Regions from separate parts of the Homo sapiens genome. Here region 1 is linked to region 2. The links are chromatin contacts, found by Hi-C or POLR2A ChIA-PET in ENCODE. All regions are on one chromosome and are shown on one strand. Each heading gives the region's core, a stretch centred on a gene start or an enhancer-like site at or near the end of the contact. The rest is flanking DNA. Distances are from core to core; before and after follow the strand shown. Region 1 holds the start of HTR2B (5-hydroxytryptamine receptor 2B). Region 2 overlaps PSMD1 (proteasome 26S subunit, non-ATPase 1).

Region 1 (2,700 bases), core at 15-2,514, 37 kb after region 2:
CCGCCGCCGCCCAGTAGCTGGGACTACGGGTGTGAACCACCACCCTTGGCTAATTTATGTGGTTTTTTTTGTAGAGATGGGGTTTTGCCATGTTGCCCAAGCTGGTCTCTTCTAGACTCAAGCAATCCACCTGTCTTGGTCTACCAAAGTGCTGGAATTACAGGAATGAGCCACCGCACCTTGCCTTAAAATATTTTCATATTCCTGAATAGAAATTCTGGTACATTAAAAAACATCTGATTTCTCTTGAATATTATTTCATCTAGAATTCTTCACAAGTATTTTTTCTAATATAGTAAATTTTGAGTTTTTAAAAAAGCAGCAAATACTGAATAAAATCTGAAGTGCTCAGCAGAGCTAAAATGAACTAAGTATTTTCCAATAACATTCAACATGAGCAAAGGAATACAAATTTGAAACAAGAAAAGGGCACAAATGTCATCACTGATTTATAAGTAATTAATTTTAAAATATGCATCTATAATGATCTTTTAAAAGGAAACCTTGAGAATGCTGAGGTTCTAATACTAAGCTAGTCTTATGGTTACAGAAAACTTAAATAGCATAACTATTAAGATTTAAACACCAATTTTCTGAAATAAGGCAAAAACGTATTTTCATTACTTGTATTTTCTCCAACGTAAAGTCTATGGGGAAAAAAAGCTGTGAACCACTCCTAAACCCAGAGATCATCTGTTTAAAAATAAGCAGTAAAAAAGTTTCTGCTAAAACCTATGTATACATGTAGAATTCAGGCCTTTCTGTGCTCTTCTATATAAGGTTGCAACCAGAGCAAATTAATGGTGTTCCACAGCAAAGGCACAAAAGCTAGATAAGAATCTTGTTTCACTGCTAGAAATCAGAACTGTAGAAATCACTATAGGCTTTTAAAACGGCAGAATCTTCAAAGAATGAAACCTCTAAAATAGCTAGATTATATCTTATTTTTTCTCAAATGTGAAAAACAGCTCAGGCTTAACCCCAAACAAAACTATCTGAAGCTAAAATGATCAAGTTTATTACAGTCCCCCCAAATATTAAAGAGAGCTCTTAAAAATATAACTTGAATAAGGGCCATGAACTGGTTCAACATGCTTAACAGTGGTTTTATGAATTACAATGAATGCTGCTACTCTCTAAAAATGAATGTATCAAAGAGGAAATAACCTCCTTGGCATGCTTGCAGCTATACAACGTATTTGTTTCACTGCTTTCAACCGCCTGTGCTGGAGGCTCAGAATAAGTCAATGGGAGGAGGATTTCAGTCACAGCAGCAAGCAAGTCTAGTGAACAGATAAGATGACATGCTCAGCAAAATAACAACGAAACCAGAGGTAAGCATTTAATAAACACATATGGAATTAATCTAAAGGTTTTTTTTTTTAATCTTCAAGAATTCTGCTATCATAATCTTTCATTTCTATTCAGCGGTTTAAAAATCAAAATGAAAAATTTACTAATGCTAAAGGAGAGTTTTTAAAAACGTGATTTGTACATTTGATGAACAAATAAATGGTCTAATCTTCCTTTTGGTTTCCCTTTCTTCTCAAGGCAACTGGGAAGGTTAAAAAAATAAACACTACTTAAAACAAAAAAAGAACTGGTTTGAATTTGGCAAATTTAGTGATTAAATTTAGAACACAATTGTTGCAAAGACATACCATGAGAGATGAAATTACTAAACACAATTATTTGGATCCTAGTAATACCTTTTTTTTTCCTTCTCTCAAACTAAAGGAAATCTAAAATGACATTTATATCAGTACTCACAAACCTGATAAGACAAAGCTAATTACATATAAGGATCCCTAGCTGGTAAAACATTTATTTAGACCCTTGTTGGGCTTTGAGTGTTTCTAGGTGGGTGGCCAGCGCATACTAAAAGTTCTATTCTGAACTATTGTGTTTCGACTTTTCTATTCTTCTGTAAGTAAAGGTAAAAAGACATTCAAGGGTCAGGAAACACCTAACTTTTTATTATAACCATTGAAAAAATTAATGTGTCTTCTGTTTCATTAACTGAGCAACATCAGAAATACAGTATATTTGGAGAATTGGCTGCATTGTCACAAATGCACAACAGACTTACTAAGAAGGGAAGGGCTATGAAGTTCAAGTGTTTTTACCACTTTCAGAAATGAATAAAATAATGCAGTCTATGTATTTTGTATCTAGGGGGAACTCTCTGGCATGCAAGTTCAAACACGACTCTACAACTACGGCAGAAAAAGAGAGAGAGAGAAACTAAAAATATATATATATCCTATTTTTTTCACAGCTATCAGTTTCTTTCACTGAGCTTTCCTAAATTTAAGCCTCTAGAAAATAATAAATACTTGGATATCTTACCTACAAACATGGACAGATGTGTGTATGCGCTCATTTTAGAGAACTTGAATTTTTTTTTTTAAAGGAAGGTGTCAACTTTGGCTTTTGAGTGTTTGGCATGGTTACAATGCCTTAAAAAAACAGATGAGCAGCTTAGCTACTAACCATGCTGACCACTGTTCGGAACGGGATTGAATCACAGAAAAACAGCAAATGGCTCTCTCTTACAGAGTGTCTGAACTTCAAAGCACAATTCCTGAGCACATTTTGCAGAGCACCTTTGTTCACGTTATCTCTTCTAACTGGTCTGGATTACAGACAGAATCAATACCAGAGGAAATGAAACAGATTGTTGAGGAACAGGGAAATAAA
Region 2 (2,700 bases), core at 124-2,623:
CTGATTTAGTTTTTAGGTTCTTTACAGAATTACCTGCAGTTCTCTATACTTTTCTTAATCTCTGTGCCTTTGAATGGGCATCCCTTTATCTTTATGAACAAACCAACCTGCTTCAATGGGTAAGTCCTATTCATGGTGTGAGCATCAGATCAACTGTTCTCTCCTTTGTAAAGCATTTGATGGTCTATCCTGCATACAAACTGCCATTTCCCTTCTTTGTACCAGACTAGTAACTTACACTAGCCTGAATACAATTTCCACACCATATATAATCATGCCTTGTAAGAGTGTAACATGAGCCTAATAGAAAGTCAGCTTCACATTACCTAGTGACCAGTTTTAAAGTTCTTTGGTCTCAATTTTTCCTTTCTTTCTTTTTTTTTTTTTTGAGACGGAGTTTTGCTCTGTTGCCCAGGCTCTGGAGTGCAGTGGCGCAAACTCAGCTCACTGCAAGCTCTGCCTCCCGGGTTCAGGCCATTCTCCTGCCTCAGCCTCCCGAGTAGCTGGGACTACAGGTGCCCGCCACCATGCCCGGCTAATTTTTTTTGTATTTTTAGTAGAGACGGGGTTTCACTGTGTTAGCCAGGATGGTCTCAATCTCCTGACCTCGTGATCCACCCGCCTCGGCTTCCTTTCTTTCTTTCTTTCTTTTTTTTTTTTTTGAGACAGAGTTTCACCCTGTTGCTCAGACTGGAGTGCAGTGGTGCAATCTCAGCTCACTGCAACCTCTGACTCCTGGGTTCAAGCGATTCTCCTGCCTCAGCCTCCCAAGCAGCTGGGACTACAGATGTGCACAACCACACCCGGCCTGAATTTTTCTCTATTTACCCAATCTGCATTGATGGAGGATGATAATAAATACCACCATAAGGACAAAGAACCTTATCTTCTCCATCCCATTTTCATCACAAAGAGTAAAAACAGCAGTCATAAAATTGTTTGGCAGAGAATAAAATAGGTTATACAGGATGTTTAATTACAATGTTAAAAGTTGGGGATTGGGAAACCAAGGGATTCTTGTTCTGACAATAAAGCTGCTCAATATTTACAAATGTGAGCAGTTTTAATACCGAAACACTTAACGAAGGATAACTGGCTGTACAGCTATACTGAAAAATCAATACAAAGAAATATTCTATTTTTACCAGTCAGTTTTAAGCCTAAAACTTTTCCACTCTGAAAATTTAGTAGAACATTTCAACAGTGATGACCAGATGTAAGAGTTATTTAAAGGTCAAAAAGCCTTTTGACTTTTAAAGAACAAGAAGATGAATCATCAAGTCACAGGACTAAGAAAGACCTAAACACAAACTCCATTAAAAAAATATGACCACAAATGTGATGACAGGGCACGCAGTGCCTTAAATTTCTGACTTAAGTCAGCAGTTACATTCCATCAGATTCCCTAGCTCCTCACAGTTGGTCTTGTTTCCTGCTTCTACCAAAGGGTCATCCTCCTATTTTGCTTTTTCCCTTTAGTAATAATTCTTTCTTCCATCAACCACTCGAGTATCAGATAACTCTGGAAGATTTAGTTTAGGTTTGCATTCTTCCTTGCCCAGACTACTGCAATAGCATTGTAATGAGTTTCCACTGATACCAGAAAGATCTTTCTAAATGGAAATCTCATGTTCATTTATCATTTGAAATCCTTCGACAGTTCCCAGGCTTTAGTATTAAATAAAATTCATCAGAGTGGTATATAAAGCCTCTTCGTATGTTTATATTTAGCCCCCTCTCTCACCATTCTTTCTCAACTAATTACTTGAAGTTACACAGCTAGTAAGGAGATATGCTTTTCAAAACTTTCAATGACACACTCCATTCAAAAAGGTGACGATTCAACTTGAAGGGAAAATGTTATTATAAGATGTTAACTCATCTTTAAAATTTAATGGAAATCCTTGCAAGTGGGCGGTAAATATGAATAAGATACGGTGAACAGGAAATACTACAAAGCTGAGGTCTCACAGACATACCTTTAAGTCCTTGTTAAGGCCAATGACACAGGTAGGGGTATAAGCCAATGACAGGAAGTGTGAAAGAGGAAACCAGAACCAAAACTGGGTAAATACAAGGACGCCAACCACAGAAGGCATATGAGTATGCCCAGTCCTGGACTGCAAGGAGATTGTGACATTATGACCACCTGTAGAAAAAGAGAGAAACCATGAACAATAATAGTATTGTCCTATTATTATAGTAGGACAATAATAACGATATCTTTCTTTCTTTCTTTTTTTTTTTTTTAAAGAGATAGGGTCTCACTGTTACCCAAGCTCGGGTGACAGAGTGAAACACTGCACCCAAGTGCAGCAGCACGATCATGGCTCACTGCAGCCTCGACCTCCTGGCCTTAAGGGATCCTCCTCTTTTAGCCTCCCGAGTAGCTAGGACTACATGTGCGGGCCGCCACACCTGGCTGATTTTTAAATTTTTTGTAGAGACGAGGGTCTCACTATGTTGCCCAGGCTAGTCTCAAACTCCTAGCCTCATATGATCCTCCCGACTCAGCCTCCCAAAGTCTTGGGATTACAAGCATGTGAGGCACTACACCCAGGCAATAATAAAGATTTGTAAGTGCTGCAGTAGGGAAACATCTGGTGATGATTTTAAAAGCACAATTCATATGTGCAGTCTAATATGCAGTCCTTGGAATTAGTGAGTTATCCAGGCTCTCCAAAATTGGAAGTGTACTTT

The links. A loop is a pair of places that touch in the nucleus more often than their neighbours do. ChIA-PET counts read pairs that join two places held with the same protein, here RNA polymerase II (POLR2A). Pooled maps may share reads with other maps.
Region 1: a map of endothelial cell of umbilical vein shows a loop between it and region 2 (2.1-fold over the local background). The contact joins the promoter of HTR2B here to the enhancer-like site in region 2. A Hi-C loop is called at or near these places in 8 of 168 maps with a recorded cell type or tissue (IMR-90, PC-3, aorta and 5 more), 1 of 37 single-sample maps with no recorded cell type and 4 of 50 pooled maps. POLR2A ChIA-PET finds 5 or more read pairs at or near these places in 7 of 52 experiments (GM12878, H1, MCF 10A and 4 more).

Annotation. Positions count from the first base shown.
Region 1 is chr2:231,123,606-231,126,305 of GRCh38, reverse strand. HTR2B (5-hydroxytryptamine receptor 2B) reads left to right here and starts at 1,264. Exons shown (of 4, transcript NM_000867.5): 1 at 1,264-1,334; 2 at 2,176-2,700. The coding sequence starts at 2,542. All of the region lies in intron 16 of PSMD1 (proteasome 26S subunit, non-ATPase 1), which reads right to left.
Region 2 is chr2:231,160,789-231,163,488 of GRCh38, reverse strand. PSMD1 (proteasome 26S subunit, non-ATPase 1) reads right to left here. Exons shown (of 25, transcript NM_002807.4): 20 at 1,980-2,149. Among named protein-coding and RNA genes, the nearest start is that of ARMC9, 36 kb to the left of the region's middle. Within about 2 kb of position 1,373, at least 5 of the 41 ENCODE cell types and tissues checked have a DNase peak (open chromatin) inside an H3K27ac peak, as active enhancers do; they include PC-3 and endothelial cell of umbilical vein, where a contact is called at or near this core.